2 separate regions of the Mus musculus genome follow, and region 1 is linked to region 2. A link is a loop called in an ENCODE intact Hi-C map of the cell type or tissue named here. Cell type or tissue: left cerebral cortex. All regions are shown on one strand. Each heading gives the region's core, and the rest is flanking DNA. Links, peaks and the distances in the headings are about the cores only. Region 1 overlaps Gng2 (guanine nucleotide binding protein (G protein), gamma 2). Region 2 holds the start of Gm29899 (a long non-coding RNA gene).

The links. Hi-C counts contacts between places; a loop is a spot of excess contacts. Peaks named below come from ENCODE experiments on the same cell type or tissue, not always from the same donor. Only the 100,000 strongest peaks of a DNase experiment are listed, where the experiment ranks them.
Region 1: it touches region 2 in a loop (3-fold over the local background); 4 of 42 quality-filtered maps call a loop at or near these places.

The regions. Positions count from the first base shown.
Region 1 is chr14:19,940,821-19,949,344 of GRCm38, forward strand. All of the region lies in intron 2 of Gng2 (guanine nucleotide binding protein (G protein), gamma 2), which reads right to left. Among named protein-coding and RNA genes, the nearest start is that of Gng2, 32 kb to the right of the region's middle. In left cerebral cortex, for the core only: no CTCF peak of the experiment used is centred there; DNase peaks (open chromatin) are centred at 4,733 and 5,545; H3K27ac peaks cover 1,215 bases.
Region 2 is chr14:19,702,799-19,711,322 of GRCm38, forward strand. Gm17030 (a long non-coding RNA gene) reads right to left here. Exons shown (of 4, transcript XR_874388.2): 3 at 2,552-2,817. Gm29899 (a long non-coding RNA gene) reads left to right here and starts at 5,205. Exons shown (of 4, transcript XR_874386.1): 1 at 5,205-5,355. In left cerebral cortex, for the core only: CTCF peaks have their summits at 3,062 and 3,836 (motif pointing right); DNase peaks (open chromatin) are centred at 3,040, 3,850, 4,299 and 5,106.

The DNA of each region.
Region 1 (8,524 bases), core at 156-8,155, 240 kb after region 2:
TATCCCAACAGAAGCACACATACACAATCCCTTCATGAATGTATACACACACACAAAGTGTGCATTTACACACACGTCGTACCCCATGCATCCTACACACAGCTCACTGGCCAGCAAGCAGCAGGATTTATTACTTTTTTCAGATGCAGACAAAATCTTTCAACTTAGAGAAACAATGAATAACTTTCCCTGCCAACGACAAATGCAGCATTGCATATTAAATCCTAAGTGTCTGAAGCTCTGTTCTCCAGCCCTTGGTTTTGTATGATAATCTACATTTCTATCTGTAACTCTATCTACCGCACACCATTTTGAATTGTGGCATTCTACAATGGACTTTAAAGACGAGTGTGTTTAATCTTCCTCGACTTCCATGAGCTGTTTCAGAAATTAATTCTTATCGACTAATTTTAAAGTGAGTTTGTTATCATTTAGACAGTATCCTTTCTATCAGTATTTCTATTGAAATTGTTAAATTGGTTCATATTAATTAACTTGGTGGTGGAATAGAAAGATAAAAATAGGTTCAGTGGCTGCAAGTTCGGAAGAAAGATAAAGAGCCTGAGCCTAGGGAATAGCTGCAACAATGTCTCCCTCAGGGCCGGCCGCTGAAGAAATTAATAAAATAGCATGCAGATTGCTGGGAGGACTGCATTTGTCCCCAAGAGCTCTTCAGCGTGTCCACCCTTTCTCCCCTCTGCCCCATTAACAGTTATCCTTATTCAAATTAAGACAGGAATGAAGAATAAAACATTTGCAAGCAATACATTTCTCCCTTTAGAGTTGTTTGGCCATGACAGAAGAATTATAAATATTGTTGTTGTTTTAAATCAACATTATTTTGGGAAGAGATGAACTATGGGTTATATAATTTAGCATATATAACTTCTGATCTCTCAGCACTTTCTAAAATTTTCAATATGTTCAAAAAGAGGCTTCATTGTTATGGTTTTTTTTTTTATGTTTTGGGGGAGATTTTACTTCTCATGGCAACAAAATTAAGCTAATTGGGGCTAGAGAGATAGCTTGTGGTTAAGAGCATTTGTTCTTGCAAAGGACCCAGGTTCTACTCCCAGCATGCACATGGAAGCTCACACTGTCCAGAACTCCAGTTCCAGGGGATCTGACACACAACTCTGTGACATCTATGAGCACCAGAAATGCACATGGCACATAGATATACATGCAAGCAAAATACTCATATACATAAAATATACATCTAAATTAAAAAAAAAAACAAGATAATTAATATAAGCCTCAAAGGAGGGGCTGTCCAGAATTTGTGATGCTCCAGTCAGGAGCTGCAGGGCAGGAATGGATTGGTCGGGCTACCTCTTCCAAACTTCCCTGTTGCAAACTCACTTTTGCCAGATGGGTCAGGACCAGACTTGTGTGGCACAGAGAAGAGCGGCATTCAAAGCGCAAGCCTCATTCCTTGGCAATCAGTGTGTTCTTGGAGGTCTCTTCCATAGAAGAGATATGTTTACAGACAGCTCAGCAAAGACCTGGTCAGGAAAGTCTGGACACAGCTACACTCCCTTCCCTCTGCCCCCATCTCTCCTCATTTCCTTCAGAATGTCTTTAGGAGGTAGTGGTCACTCGCTCAACCTATCTTATCTCTGCCAGTTCCCTAAGGTTTTGCAGCAGGAGCGTATAGGGGGAGAGTTGACCTTGGCAAAGTGCTGCTGCTGACTGCAGAGATGGCAGGGCTGGTGACAGGCAGCAGAGATAGGCCTCATTAGGAGCGTGGGCCTTCTACAGTGAATGAAGCATTTGCAGTCAGTTCACATCAAACCGTTTTTAGTTATTTTTAATTCAGACAAAGGACTTTGCCTGGCCCTTTGTGGCTATTGTGCTTCTCCCATCAGGTTTCTGTGGGAGCTGTTGCTTTAATCTCTCTCTCTCTCTCTCTCTCTCTCTCTCTCTCTCTCTCTCTTTCTCTCTCACTTTGTTTCACATGACTTGCATCTTTCACTTTTATTGAGTGAGGATGAAGAAGCCCATAAGAAGCCCATGAGACCACCTCACCCTCAGGGCGACTCTGTTGGAGCAACTGTCATCTGACCCTGGTTACTGTCCCTGAGAGGAGGACCTGACCAGAGGCCCCGGTGTGGAGCAGCAGCTGTGTGGAACCTGAGTGCAAGTCAATGACTACTTAGGGTGGGTGGGATATGTTGAAATCTTTCTCGAGTTTCCCCAAATGAATAGCCATCTTGCTTGGAAATTTAGTTTCCTAAAAGTACAATTGCAGATGTTAATATCAATGCCTTGGGGGGCTCATGGTCCTAACAGTGGCTGCACTGGAAAAGAAGTATTTGGAATGTCATCTGGCCTTACTTTGCAGAGGTTTCAGGGTTTCTTCCACACTGGAGTTTGAAATGTTACCAGTCCAGCTTCAGCATCTTCCCTTGGATGCTAATTTACATGCATATGTCATGTCTTTAATGAATCCTAGGAAGACTATCTATTAAGTTATTGGGTTTTTAAAAAATTATCTGTTTTATTGGCTCAAGTATTAACATGCCCTACCATTATTTTAAAGTTAAGAATCTATATTTGAAAAAAGTTAAAAACAAAAACAACAACAAAAAAAAACCAACTATGTCTCACTATAGGAATGGATCAACTTGATCTGGATTTTTTTAGAGCTTATTTAAGCCATCTAACTTATTTGATCCTATGATTAATAAACATGCTTACCTAATTAATTAGCGAGTCTAATTAGTTCTCCATATAACCATGCAGTCCCTTTGTTATTTCTAAAAAAAATCCTCAATTGTTACATTGTGATTTTCTACAACATAGCTTTCTTTTTGTTCTCTCTCTCTCTCTCTCTCTCTCTCTCTCTCTCTCTCTCTCTCTCTCTCTCTCTCCTCTCTCACGTAGACTGTTATTCAGATGGTGGGGTTTTATAGCCTGTTAATTTTCATTGAGACTTTTTAGTGATTTCAAATCAGATCACTCTAAAGTTCACTGGTCTCCTTTCCCTATTCTTCTGTTCTCTGGAGTCATGGATTTTAAAAATGAAGTGTATATTTTGGAAATGTCCTCTCAGACTCTGAAGGCTGAGTGTACGTTAATATGGGGTATTTGTTGGATTCTGTTGGCTTTAATAGCCCAAGGAATGTCATCCACACCCTTAGGCCATTAGTGTCTCAGAAGTAACCATGTTCTACTTACAAATTCCAGCCTTTAGTAATGAGCGCATATAAAACAACTATAGATTGCTTTGCATGATAACAAAATTCCTTCAATAAATGATAGTCCTTATCTAACAGCAGTGTACATCCTGCAGGTTTGTCAGAAAATGAGCTTCTAACCAACAGATAAGATTCTGCTTCAAGGAGCATTTACACTTAAGTATAATAATTCATCTCCTCTATTCAGATTGCTTTTAGCAAAACTGTGGCTGTTTGAGAACCGAAAAAAATATCATTCTTGCTCACAGGCAGCTTCAAGCATCCCTGACAAGCACTGTGACACTGGCCGGAGCCCATAGCGGCATAACCTTAAGCATACTATAGTAACATATTGCATAATACATGCATATGGAAATATTACTTTAAAATATCTGGAGAAAAATAAGGAATCTATATTTAATTACTCTGGATGAAGGAAAAGTCCCTGTGCGAGGCAAGAAATGAAGAAGCCACACAAAATAGACATGTGACTAAAGATAAAAACAAAAAGAAAATCATTATAACTAAACTAAAGAGCAGTGGTGGTCAGGGAAGTAGATAACTGTATTAAATGGGGCAAAGTATGATCATCACCCAACTAAAACTCAATGCAAATGGAGTCAGACAACCTTGTAGAAACACAGACAAAAGGTAAGAAATGACAGCCCACAAAAGAAGAAATGCAAATGACTAATTAAAACATAAAAATATTCTCAGCCACCACAGATTTCAAGAGGACACAAATCCTAATAATATCCATCTTCATGTCTCTCTGCTCAAGCCACACAGCCCACCTTCCCGCCTTCCCGCCTTCCCGCCTTCCTCTTCCAGGCACTCTTCCTGTGACTTTCACTCTATGGATGACTAGAATAAGACCTAGAGACACACACTGTGGCACCTTGCCTTCCAGGGCCAAGATAGAATGAAAGGTTGTGCAATATTGTTTCCAAGGGTGCCCGAGGTTGGAAAAGAAACAGAAAACAGTAACAAAAGGCACGCACCACTATAAAGGTTTTCAAGTCACCTTGGAAAAACAAAACTTGTCAAATTACAGCAAAAAAGCAAAGGCAAAATTTCTGAGCAGAGGCATGCTGGGTTTGCGCTCCTCTTAGGTTGGCAGCACCTTGGACTCACCTTCAGGTTTACAGTAAAAGGCATCAAAGTTCAACCTTGGCGAGTAAGATTTTCTCAAGGAAAGTGAGAGGAGACTTTTCTCCCCTGTAAACTGTGAGCACAGTTTACACAGAAACGCAAGCTTACTGAGTTAGACCTGGGGCGGAAGGGGGTGGGGGGCTGTACTTGCAGTCACCACAGTAGCGAGTGGTGGTCATCCTGCAGCATGACACAGGGAGAGCTAAAGGGGCGTTAAAGGAGGCAATGAATTCCCAGCTCAAGGACGACAGTTTGAAAAGGCAGGAAGCCTGTTTTCAGTCCACCCTGCATGGCTGCCGCAACCGAGATTGATTCATTCTTCTTTCTGCTTTGGCTCCTTTTCCTTTCTGGGAGCTGTTCTGAGTGTGTGGACTTCCAGCTCACGCCCTGTTCTGCCACTGTCAGGTATTCAATGTGTCAGCCGGCAGAGTTCAGATGCTTTGTACACAGGCTACCCTGTATCTAGTTAACACAGTGAAGCTAGGGGAAAGGGCGCTTGGATAATCAGCTCTGTACTATTTTTAAAGGAAAGAAAAAGACAAAAAAGTCAAATGGTAACAAGTCCTTTATGATTTAAGTAAACCAAAGCAACATGGCAGTGCGCCTCACTTCTGCCAGTGAACAGCATCTACCTGCAGCTGCACAGCTCTGCTACCAATGCTGAACTGTTCTACAGCATGCTCCAGACCTGAAAACAGATGCGACACAAGGAATCCGAAGGAAGATTAAATCAACGGCTGTTCCTGAATGCGTTTTCCCCAAGAAAGTTTCTCATAAGATATGTGTTTTGTTTTGTTTTGTTTTGTTTTGTTTTGTTTTTAATAATAGTGTCAGGCTAGGGAAATGACTCAGTAAAGTGTTTGCCACAAAAACAAAGGACCTGAACCTGGGACCCTAGCATCTGTGTAAAAAGCAAGGTGTGACGGCTCTTCCCTGCAACCCTAGTGCTGTGGACTCAGTGACAGGGATCACTGGCAAGCTATGCTTGCCAAATCGGTAAGCTCCAGGGTTGGTAGAGAGCCTGTCCCAGACAATAAGGCAGATAGCAGTAGAAGAAGACACCCACCATTGATCTCTGGCTTCTACAAGTGCCACACACACGAACACACCTCCACAAGCCCCCGGGTAGCTTTGTTGGGATACAGCCCTAAGTCACGTATCCATCATCAGTATTACACCCCTGGATATTTTCATCATGGCAAAAGCAGAATCATATTCATTTTCTCCTGCCTCCCACCAGCTCTCGACACCTCCAGTCTACTCTGTGCCTCTGTGGCTGTCCTCTTTTTGGATAAGTCAGTGAATAGAACCACACAGTCTGTGGTTTCTGTCACTTAGCACAATGCTCCCTCGTTTACCCATGATGGAGCATGCATCATACCACCATTCCTTCTTGCAGGTGGATAATCACAGTTTCGTTAGCTATTCATCAGGCGGTGACCACTAGGTCTTTCCACCACCTTGCTTGGTTTTAGAAAGCTAAGGACGCTGAAGGAAGCAAGCTTCAGCTTTGAACTCAAACAAAACCAGGGATTAGTAAATGCAATTATTGTTCTGTCTGCACTGTGCCTAGTCTTTGTTTACTGTGTTATTCCAAAAGGACGATAATGGAGCTGTCAGTTGTAATAACATGGGATTTTGAAAAAACAAATGTTATACTACTGGTGAGGAAAAAAGAGAAAGGATTTAAAAATGAATAATATTACCAAGAGGCAAGGAACATTGTCAACTGTAGTTAAGTACTGTCCAGTCTTAAGGAATAAACAGACAATGTAGACAGCATGCCTGCTTCTCAATGTGATTACACCAGGATGAGGAGGGGATCTGGCTTATCATCGTGATAAAGCAATTTGTAAGTGGACGTCATCATTTTCGTGATGATGGCTATGGCTTCATACTGCTTAGATTCCTGGAATCATATTCTTTTAACATATTATTTATTGTATATCAGTTATATATCAACAAAAGTCAGAACTAATGATTTTATAAAGTAAGCCTAGATACTAATCTAATTGCAAGTTTTCTTGATTTAGCTTTGTTTTTGAGACAAGCTCCTGCTCACCTCTAATCTGTGGTTCTCTGCTGTCAATCTCCCACGTGCTGGGATTACAGGGAGGTCCTGCCGCACCCTGATCCACCCATCACAGTACAAACTTTAACTGCATCATCTCAGGGATCAGTTATTCTTGACCCAAGATGTTTAAATACGGATATGCATGTCCCATGACTACTGGATGGAAAGCAATGTCTTCATTTGGCGTAACATAATATCAGTTCATTTTGAAGCAAGTCAGATTCTTCTTATGGTACGCTCATGAGAAGACCTGAGGTAGAGAGAGTTCAGCAACTCACCAAGCTAATGGATATCATCATGATGAGATTTCTTACTTCATACCTGAGGTCCAAGTTCTTTTTATCCACCCAGCATTTTTCATTGTTCCTATTACATTCTCAAGTCTGCCCATCTGGATTTCTCAGGTCAAGAATTTTCTGGTCCACAGAAGAGGTTTAGAGTGTAGGGCAATAATGCATGTTTGTTTTCTTTTGACGGCCATTACCCCTGCCTTTTCTAATTATGAACGTGTACCCAACCCAGTGGATTTATTCTTTCTTAGGGGTTCATTGTAGTTCATTTAGGTTGATCAAAGTAAGAAATATTGGCTTCTTAGGCAATGGAAGGAAATAATTGAACTAATATTTAAAAAAGAAAAAAAGACTAAATAAAAGCCTAGCCTCTCAGCCCTCCAGCTGGACTGAGCACCTCTTTAAGATGGCAGCCATTCCTTTAACTGTGGGAGGCCCCTGACTGTGGGCTACACGAGTTTGTCAATGGTGCCCTGCTACATTACACAGTAACTCAAATTGTTTACTGAAGTTTCCATCCTAGCTCTGAAGGGTGGTCCCGTGATCCTGTAATCTCCTCCAAGCCATAGTGCGGCAGACAAATGAGATCTGTTCAAATGCTACCATTGTATCTGGGGCCATTGGAACACGGGCTCCAGGCTGATTAAGTAAAATCATGTTTGCATTTGCAGGCAAACATGAAACTTACAGGAACACTATTTTCTTGGATGGGAGGGTTACATCAGAGAGAAGTCCAGCCATTTGTTCCACGCAAGACTTTCATTGACAGACCAGGCTGAATATCCTGCATTAGCTGTTCTCCTGGCTCTATTCCCCAGGACACTAAACTGCACGGACTCCAGAGCAGGCAGTGTGGCTCTTTGCCTGCCAGTGGGCTTGGTCAGTGGGGAGCATGCGCAGATTAGAGGAAAACGGAGTATCAGTTCTGTCTACAGGATTACTATATGACCTTCCCTGGTGGCTTCAACTTCACGTCAAAGGTCCCTTCCTCGTTTCTGTTGTTGTTTCAGGCAAAAGGTGACAATGGCAACCACACTTTCCTTTTCATTTTTCCTACTCTGCCCATATCCTTAAAAATTACTCCCTACATTAAGCTCTGCTGAAATGCACCAATTTGAAGGTCCCAACTGGTCCCAATACAGCTGGCATTTTATGCAGCTTGAGATCGCAGAACCTTATTCGTAATATGAACTTATTCTAAGTTCACAGCTTATCTGAATGTATTGGTATCCATCATGTCAATCACTGCAAGGCACATAGGTGAAGGCAGGGATGTGTGTGGGCGTCTGCCAGCACAGAGTCAACCTCATGCCCACAGACATTGGTAGCTCTGGTGACACATCCTCATGGTCTTGGGATTCCAGTGAAGGAGACAGACATGTTTCCTAGATTTTCAAATGTGACAAGTGCAAAGCCTGTTGAGGTTGGTGGGTCATTCTCCTTCATATTTATAAATCATATTTCCACACTGGCTTCAACCCTTTTATAAACAATCTCATATCAGACTGAGACCTTAAATGACTTTAGGGAGGTTCTAATTATCAAACATTAGAGAAAAAAAAAATGGATGTTCAATACAATAAACACTTCCGAAACAGCAAAGCCATGGTTTTGTGGAGGCTCCATCTGTTTTCTCTCATTGGAATGCATTATCATATATAGTGAAAAATACTATAAAACTGAAATATGACTCTAAATCATGAATAAATTATCATCTCAAGACTCTGAGCTTCTGGCAAGATATTCTCTTTGAAGAAGGTGAATTCTGAGCCTATCTAAATCACAAAATAGCCAACTTCCAACTTCCCAAAATGTCTACACAATGCCAT
Region 2 (8,524 bases), core at 411-8,410:
TCGGGGAGCAGAGCTTTGGGACATCAATAATGAACTCCGTTTAAGCCTAGGTGATAGAACTACAATCTGAAGATGCTGGCCATGGGGCTTCTGGGTTTCATGTTTTTCCCCCCCTTAGGTTTCAGTTTTGCCTTGATCTAGTCTTTCTTCTCTAAGTTTTTGTTCCTTCCTTTTAGAAAGGGAGTTGTCAATCCAAGCTGTTGTCTGTCTGTTATTACTTTGGGGGTTGTTTTTTTTTTTTTTTTTTTTTTTTAGTGTTTTGTTTTGTTTTGTTTTGTTTTGTTTTGTTTGCATTCACAGCTAAGTGTTTGCCTTGAGTCTCAGAAGAAACTTTGGACTTTGAACTTTTGAATAATGTAAGACTACAAAGATCTTTAAGTCCCACTCAATGCATTGTGCACTGTGAGGTGGGCATGAGTCTATGGGGGTCAGGAACAGAATGGTATATAGTTTTTATGTGGAATGTCTCCCATAGGTTCACCTGTTTGAGCACTTGGTCCCCAGCTGGTGGCACTGATCAGGCTTAGAGACCTTTAGAAGGCAAAGGTCACGCTGGAGGACCCGAGTCCCCAGGGCGGAGAGTTGGCCTTGAGGGTTACAGCCACCCTGCTTCTACTCAATTACTCTGCTTCCTGCCCAGCCACCAGCGTGTGAACAAGCAGCCCTGTGTTCCCACCACAGCAGACCCAGCCTTTCAGTCTGTCACACCTGACTGTTCATGAGGAACTGTAGGCTCTCAAACTGTAAGCCAAAAAATAAATAAATAAATACATTTTCCTATCCCAAGTGGAGAAAAAACCTGAAAAGAATAAAGAAAACTAAAATATTTGGGGGTGTATTTCAGTCTTAGAACATGGACTTAATACATGTGAGAAACCCTGTATCTGGTTCCCAGTACTACATGCATGTAAACACAATGGGCTGAGACAGTGAGGGGGAAACGGCGTAATGTAGAGTAGTTAGTACAATGTGGGCACACGGCAAGGGAAACTCATTAGTGATTACTATCATAATTTGTAAATATATACACAGATATACTAATAAAGCATCAGAGAATGATCGCTGGGGTCTTTAGGATAAGAAGGAACAGCACTGGGCGTTCCCTTGAAAGCAGAAGCCAATAGAGGTGCAGTCGATCCTGAATCGCTGTGGCGTGCATCTCTCGGTTTTACTCAGATTGCATATGCGTTACCCATCACTTCTGTAGAAAATGGCTTTTCACCATCCCCTGTACAGAGTTCTGACCTCATCCCTCTCCAATGGACCACAGGTACTGGTTTCTGTTTGCCTCTGATTTCAAAGCTGAGCTGCTATAAAGAGCTTATATAGGGCCTGGAGCATAAACTAGAGGTCTGAGAATGCCATCTGTACGTCTGGATCCAGATGAGCCTGTAACCCAGCAGACTCCAGATGTCTCCAGCTTATAGTTTAATGGCACTCCTTTTTGCTTATTTGGGTTTGATTTTCATTCCTGATACAGTTGTAGACACTGCTGGAGTGTATCTCTAAGTTGTGATATGTAAGGAGCTCATACTTTATTATCCCAGGAATATTTTAATCTACTTGCCATTTTCCTCTGAAGAACTGTGCCTGCCTCCAATCCTTCTGCCAGATCAAGCGTCACCGTTTGTTCAAGTTAATAAGAAATGGAGATGTGATTGAAAATCGAACCTAACCAGTTGTACAGTCTGATGGCTGTCTACATCAAACTTTCTCTCCACTCTGAGATAAGAGTGTTCTCAAGGGACTGAAGACATGGCTCCGTGGTTAAAGGCGCTCACCCACTTAGTGGCTCACAACCCCAGTTCTGAGGAGTTGTGAACCCTCAGTTCTGGAACCCTCTTCTGGTCTCTGTAGGCACCAATCACGGCATGCAGACAAAACAGTCATACATATGAAATAAAAATAAATAAATCTTTCAGTATGATTTCAATCTCAGTGTATCTCTGATATTTAGATAAAAATCAGAAAAAAATAGAAACTTTTACTTTAAGTGCCTTTAGGAGCATTACCACCAAAGATCTTGATCTAAGTCCTCCGCACCCATCCCCAGCCTCAAGTGGTCACAAGTCCTTTTCAAGAAGAAAACACTTTTGAAATACCAGCTACTCAGCAAACAGAAGCGGGAAGACTACAAGTTCAAGGCCAGCTTATCTACAGAGTGAGTTCAAGACCAGCCTGGGCAACTTAGTGAGACTCTCTCCAGAGAAAAGACAAAGGATGCAGTTCTGGGATACAGTGCTTAGCTGGCGTGTGCGGGATCCGAATTCAATCGCCAGCATTCCGAGAGAACAAAGCAAAACGCCTAGCTTTCCTTTCCACAAAACACAAAATTAATGCACAATGGCTCCTACATAAAGGAAACGAAGGGGGAATGGAACTTGAATTCTAGTGGAGAAATTTTATATCCAAGCAAATCCCTTTCAAGCCATGATTAGGTAGGTGCTCCTGTCAGCACAAACCGTGGTCCATAGTTACTCAAGAAGAACCACACTTTCCCAAGTAGGGTGTACAGCAGAAAAGCAAGGCCCCAAGGAAGGGAAGAACTTACCTGACCTGCGTCTCTCTGTGGGAGAAGGAAGGATGGACGAGAGGTCTATGCTCCAAGTCAAGGCTAATCCTAGGAAAAGGTGAGGCAGCCCCTCTGCTGCTCTGTGCCCAAAGGTGTGGACAAAGTTCCTGTTCTCACAGCTCTCTGCAGTTGGGGAAGACCCACCAAACAGGGTTTGCAGTGTAGAGTGACTCGCACCAAAGACCGAGAGCAAAGGACAGGGTACCATGGCCATGTCTTCAGCAGCCAGGGACATCTGAAACGATCTGGTGGTGAGAGAAAACTAACTTAGAAGAAGGGAGTACTTTGCTGAGCCCTCGGAAAGCGGCGGAGGCAGGCGAAAACAAGTGAAAAAACGGTTTTCTCCAGTATTTTAGTCACAGAAGGACCCAACACAAGCAAATGTGGGAGATGTGGCTGTAAAATAACAGGTCGCCGCATCCCCATGGAAACCACAACCTAAGGAGAGCCCTGTTGTTGCCGGCTGTACTGTGGGCGACCCTCCGCTAGGGGGAGGAGGATAACACGCAGGCGGTCTCCCAGCGGGCTCCAACTCATCCTGATCTGTGTCGGTTGTCCATCATCTCTCAGAAGAAGTTGTAGACGAAATTACTGTGTGGGCCACTGAGCAGGAAGGTTGTCTAGAAGTATGTCTTCAAAATATACTTCCCAGATTCCCGGAGGCCTTGATTCATGACATGGGGTCCTGTTTTCTGTGTTATTTGCACCTTTCTTTGCCTACCTCCCCCTCCCTTCCCCTCCCCTTAGCCCCCTCCCCCTCCCTCTCCCCCTCCCTTCCCCTCCCCTTCGCCTCTCCCCCTCCTCTCTCTCTCTCTCTCTCTCTCTCTCTCTCTCTCTCTCTCTCTCTCTCTCTCTCTCTCTCTCTCTCTCTCTCGGATTTAGGGACTTGGGCTTAGGATATAATTTTCAAAATGGCCCTAATTATATTTTTTGTCATATGTACTACATATTTAAGTGAAGCCGTGTCCTCAGTACTGACGATTGATTATAAGATCAAACTATCGATCAACTCTGTAAACGTTTAAGATGCTCCACATCCTGCTGACCATCTTGGTATAAAAACCATTACCTCGCAAATTTGTTTCCATCTTTACCAAATGATAAATTATATATGTACGCAAAAGAATCACTTTAAAATAAACTTCCTTATTAGTATGTGATGCCAATTTTATAAATTTAGCCATGAAATTTTCCTGTCACTCGAGGGAAAGGCAGCCCTGGACTTGAGACCTAAAAGGGACTTTTTCCAGTTTCTCCTCTAGAGGGCGCCAGAGGTCTTCTGCCAGCCAGGGACGGTGACCGCCACCAAGAACCTCCTTCTGCAGACCTGGTTCACATTGCTGCCTTCATTCTGTTTCATCTTAGTTTCAGGTAGAAGTGGACAGACAGGAAGAAATAACAGAGAAAGACATGTAAGCAGCTCAAGACTCTTTAGGGCTTAAGAGTAGTTTCTAAGATCTGTCAGCAGAGTCTCTGCCTCTCCTCCTGTGTTTCCCTTTGGCACATCTCTTTAACAGCACTTATACCCATAGAGCCCTTCTGATTTCCAACCGATTTTCCCAAGTATTATGTCCTAAGGGCCTCAGACTTCTGTGAAGACAGCAGAGAAGGCTCAGAGGCCCGCATTGCCTTTGGCAAGCAGGGTTGTTTTATTTGGGACACTGAGCTGGTAGAGACTCCCCCACTCAGCTAAACCAGGACCAGCTCCATTTGTGTATGAGGAGGATCAAGGAGCCAGCTTTGGGGTGGGGCCTGAGAATGAGCCTTCTCAACCACTAACCTCAGATGCTACCAGTCCAGAGACTGAGAACGGCTTTAACACACACCACATGCTTGCTAATTTGATCCACGCCCTGTAACTGGATGGGTGTTGTCCATGCCTGTGGAGGGACTCACCTCAATGGCCAGTCTGTTTCCCTGCTGAGGAAGGTTGGTAAGTGTAAATACTGGGTTCCAGGGGCACATTCACAGAACTTGGTGCTGTCCAGAGCAGGCTCAGGGCTTCTCTGCTCCTGGGGCTGACTGTCTTTCAGAGGTTTCTTTAATAGCAGGCAGGGGTGCTTGACAACTGTTCCTTGGACGGTGTTTCCCATTTAATGGGGCAGGAGCTGGTTTGAGCCTATAACTGGGGAACTTACCCCGCTACAGCTACGTCATGGTTTCCCTCCCCGTGCATCAGTCTCTGCCCCCCCCAACCCCCCAGCACTGAGTAAAGGGTTTCCTCCTCCACACAAGCTACTTAGGAAGCACGCTTATTTGAGCTTTACATGGACTATAATGTAAGGAAACAGGAAAAGAGGACCCTCCCTGTTCTCATCTATGGCATAGTGTAGAGATAAAAATATCCTTGAGTGTATCTAAAATTATCAGAGGAGAAACAGAAAATGCCAAATTTCACCTCTTTAGAATTCTCTGTGTAAATGCTGTTGGGTTTCCAAAAATAGTAAACTTCAGCCTGCCTCAAGAGAACTATTTTTTTTTTCTTTTAACATTGTCTCAATGAGTAACTGCTAGAGCTATAAATAAGATCCTGGCTTCAAATCCTGTCGCCAGCTTAAAGGAATTTACAGTCAAGTCCCCACTTGTTCATAATTAACTACAGTATCACACCAGGCAAATCAAAGTCCACACACACAGTGCGGGAGGTGGGGGAGAGGAGCTCGTTTTCACCTAGGGAAGACGAATGACAGCCATAGAAGAAGAGGCATCATCCTGTCTCTAAATGGCAGGAGGACTTTGTATAAGCCTTCCAGACAATGGAAGCCATGTGGGCGAAGACTCAGGTAGGTCCTTTCATCTGCAGACTGTGCAGAGCCTATGAGTGGAGTGAGCGCCACAGCCGTGGCACTGACGACAGAAGAGCAGTTCTGACCTGGGAGAGACCTGCACATGGGTCAGAGCCATGCTGCAGAAGGAGTAAGGCAGCTTTCAGGAATGAGCAGAGAAGAGTGGAACAGTAAGAAAGACACCCCTCTGTGCCCCAGGCTGACAGTTAGAAAGCTGTTTGGGGAACACGGGTTCACTATCTTTGCTGTGACAACTGACTCCTTGGACTTTGGTTTTCTTGCCTGGTGCTGGGTAGCGCCCTGTGATTCTGTGATTCTGAAGGCGTTATGTTTGGCAAGCATGACTCTGGCTTAACTCACTCCTCGCCCTTCTGATTCCCCAAAATGATGCGATTCTGTTTGGCGAAATAAAACGCAACCAAAATTCCTCTTGATCCAGCTGTGGTTTGGGGACTGGACTGAGAAGATGGAATTCTTAACTTAAAACTGAGTTCTGACCCATCTTCTTAGGAGCCGACCTCTGTCATAGCAGCCTTTCAAACATGATGTAGAAGCGATATTCATCTTACTGGGCCCGTAGACATGAGAAGGTATGTCTCCAGTTCTGAAAATGAGCAGAACTTATGTTGTATCTTACAAACACAAGGGGCAGAGACCAGATTTCATGACTATTACTAGAAATCTCAGACAATGGATGAATCGCCTAAAGCATCACTTGAGTCAGAAAGCCAAGTATCTAAAAGCCAAGTAGCTAAACCCTTAGCATTTATCTCAGAATACTCGGGGCAACCTAAGTGGGCTGCAAGAGCCCCCAGGTCTTGGCCTGTGTGGGGGGCAATGGTCCAGCTCCGGCTCCAGCCAAAAACAATCTAATGAGCACCTTTTGTTCTCTGGGGGCTGGGGGTGGGGGTGGGGGGACAAAGCTCCGGCCACAGAGAAGATTCAAGGGAGAAAAATGAATCACCAGCTACCAGGAAACACCAGGAGCTCTCTAAATAGAGTGAAATCCTGTACAGGGGTGAGGCAAATGTTTTAGGAGCTGCAACGGAGACAGGCTAAAGAAAGAGACCCTCCAGCAATACAGCAAGGGAACAAAGCCAAAGCCACACGCGCTCCGGGTAGGAGCTATTCCTAGGACCCTTAGTGACATTCCCCAGCAGCTGCCCCGGTTCCCGGTGTCCACCATGACTAGCAGCATCTGCTTAAATATGTGGAGACTGTCTCCACTGTTCAGTCCTTGTCCAAATTGGCTTTGTGAATGAAAGGGCTGTGCTTGCAGTTGGCGCATGCGCCTTCAAGCAGCACAGGGACCATCAACCTCTGACCTCCACAGGAGCGGCAGCTCTCTGAGGGATCCATCTGTGGCCTGGGGAGGTTTTAAACACTCTTTGCTAGCTTTGAAGCCTGGAGCATCATGGGATTTGAGCTGAATCTCTTTTGATGACCTGTACATCTTTAATTAATGTGGTTTATTATTTTATATCATCCTTACTCTAACTAAGCTCTTCATTCTGTTTCGGGGTCTTCTGTGGTGTTTCTAAATAAGTCTTTTTTCAGTAGACCTTTATAAAGTTAACAGTTTAAGTTTATAAAGGTTAGCAGGGAGACATAAGGAAATATCATAATGAACTGGCAGGGACTAACTTATTTCTACCAGTGTTCTGCCAAATTTGTTCTGCCCTGCCCAGTTTTTCTCTAGGTATACTAAGTGGATCCCAAATGTTACAAAGGTCATCTGTGAGTGATGTGAAACCCACTGATAGCACATTAAAAAGAATTAACACCGATATTTCTACATCTATAACAATGGGGGTTTTTTTGTAACATAAAATATCCAGCATCCCATTCTCTTTTAAACTTTAGAGGGGGCAGCCATGGCATGGATGTAGAGGTCAGAGGAAAAAACTTGTGAGAGTCAGTTTTCCCCTTCATTCACCATCATGTGGTCATTGGGTCACTGGGTCACTGGGTCACTGGGGCATGGGGTCATGGGGATGGAACCCAGAATGTTAGGTTTCTACTGAACCATCCCTCCAAACCTCCACTTTCTCTGCTGTCTTTAGAGGTGGGCTGTTTGAGATCCACCAGAGGTCCATGCACAGACATTTGTCCCTGACCTTTGTACCACGCTCTTTACTTGAAGAAGGAATACGGTCATGGGTACTATGGAATTTCCCTCATTTCAGACTGGCTTGTTGCGTTCTTGTGGTGTGTTTGCAAAGAACTGTCATTCCTTTTAATTGAGAAATGAACTTAGAGACCACAGTCTCTGCTCAAGGTGTATTCTTTATTCCTAGATTGTCATTGTTTACAGTGTTTTGTTTTCAGAAAGAAGAGAGTTGAGGAACATATATACATTTGAAAATGAGAGGCAAGGACTTTCTGTCTTGACATCTTTAAAAGCTTAGTTTGCCTGTCTGCTGATAGTGTATTTACTAATTTTAGCGTGTCACACATCCGTAGTTTTAAAATCTCAGAATCCATGTTACTTACAATGAAAGTTCTGAACATAAATATGTTGGTTAGGTTTTGTTTTGTTTGGTTTATTTTTGTCTTTGTCAACTTGACACATATTAGGGTCATCTGGGAAGAAGGGACCTCGATTGAGAACATTTCTCTTTCAGATTAGCTTATAGGAGAATAGGAACATTTTTTTCTTTTGCTTAATGGTTGCTATGGGAAGGGCTAGCCCATTGTAGGTGGTGACATCCCTTAGCAGATGATCCTGGGTTGTATAAGAAAGCAGGTTGAGAAAGTCCTAAGGAGCAAGCCAGTAAGCAGCACTCCTCCATGGCCTCTGGTTCAGCTCCTGCCTTCAGTTCCTGCCCTGATTTGCTTCATGATAAACTGTAAGCTGTAAGATGAAATGAACTGTCCCCATCTCTAAGTTGCTTTTGATCAAGTTTATCACAGCACAGAAACCTAACTGGAACTCAGAGTAAGATTTCTTTGCAGGAGTCCTGTAGAGACAGTATCGTCGTCTCTTAAGAATCCAGGGGTGTTGATGATAGTGCCTTTTTTATATAATAATGCTTTCCTTCATTCTTTTGTTTCTGGTTTTACTCTTCAGACTTCTTTAAGTATCTGCTGAAACCTGGTTGTTGTTTCAAAGATAAAAGATGCTTAAAACATCCTTGTTAGTAATAGGGAGATAGTTTCAATAAGT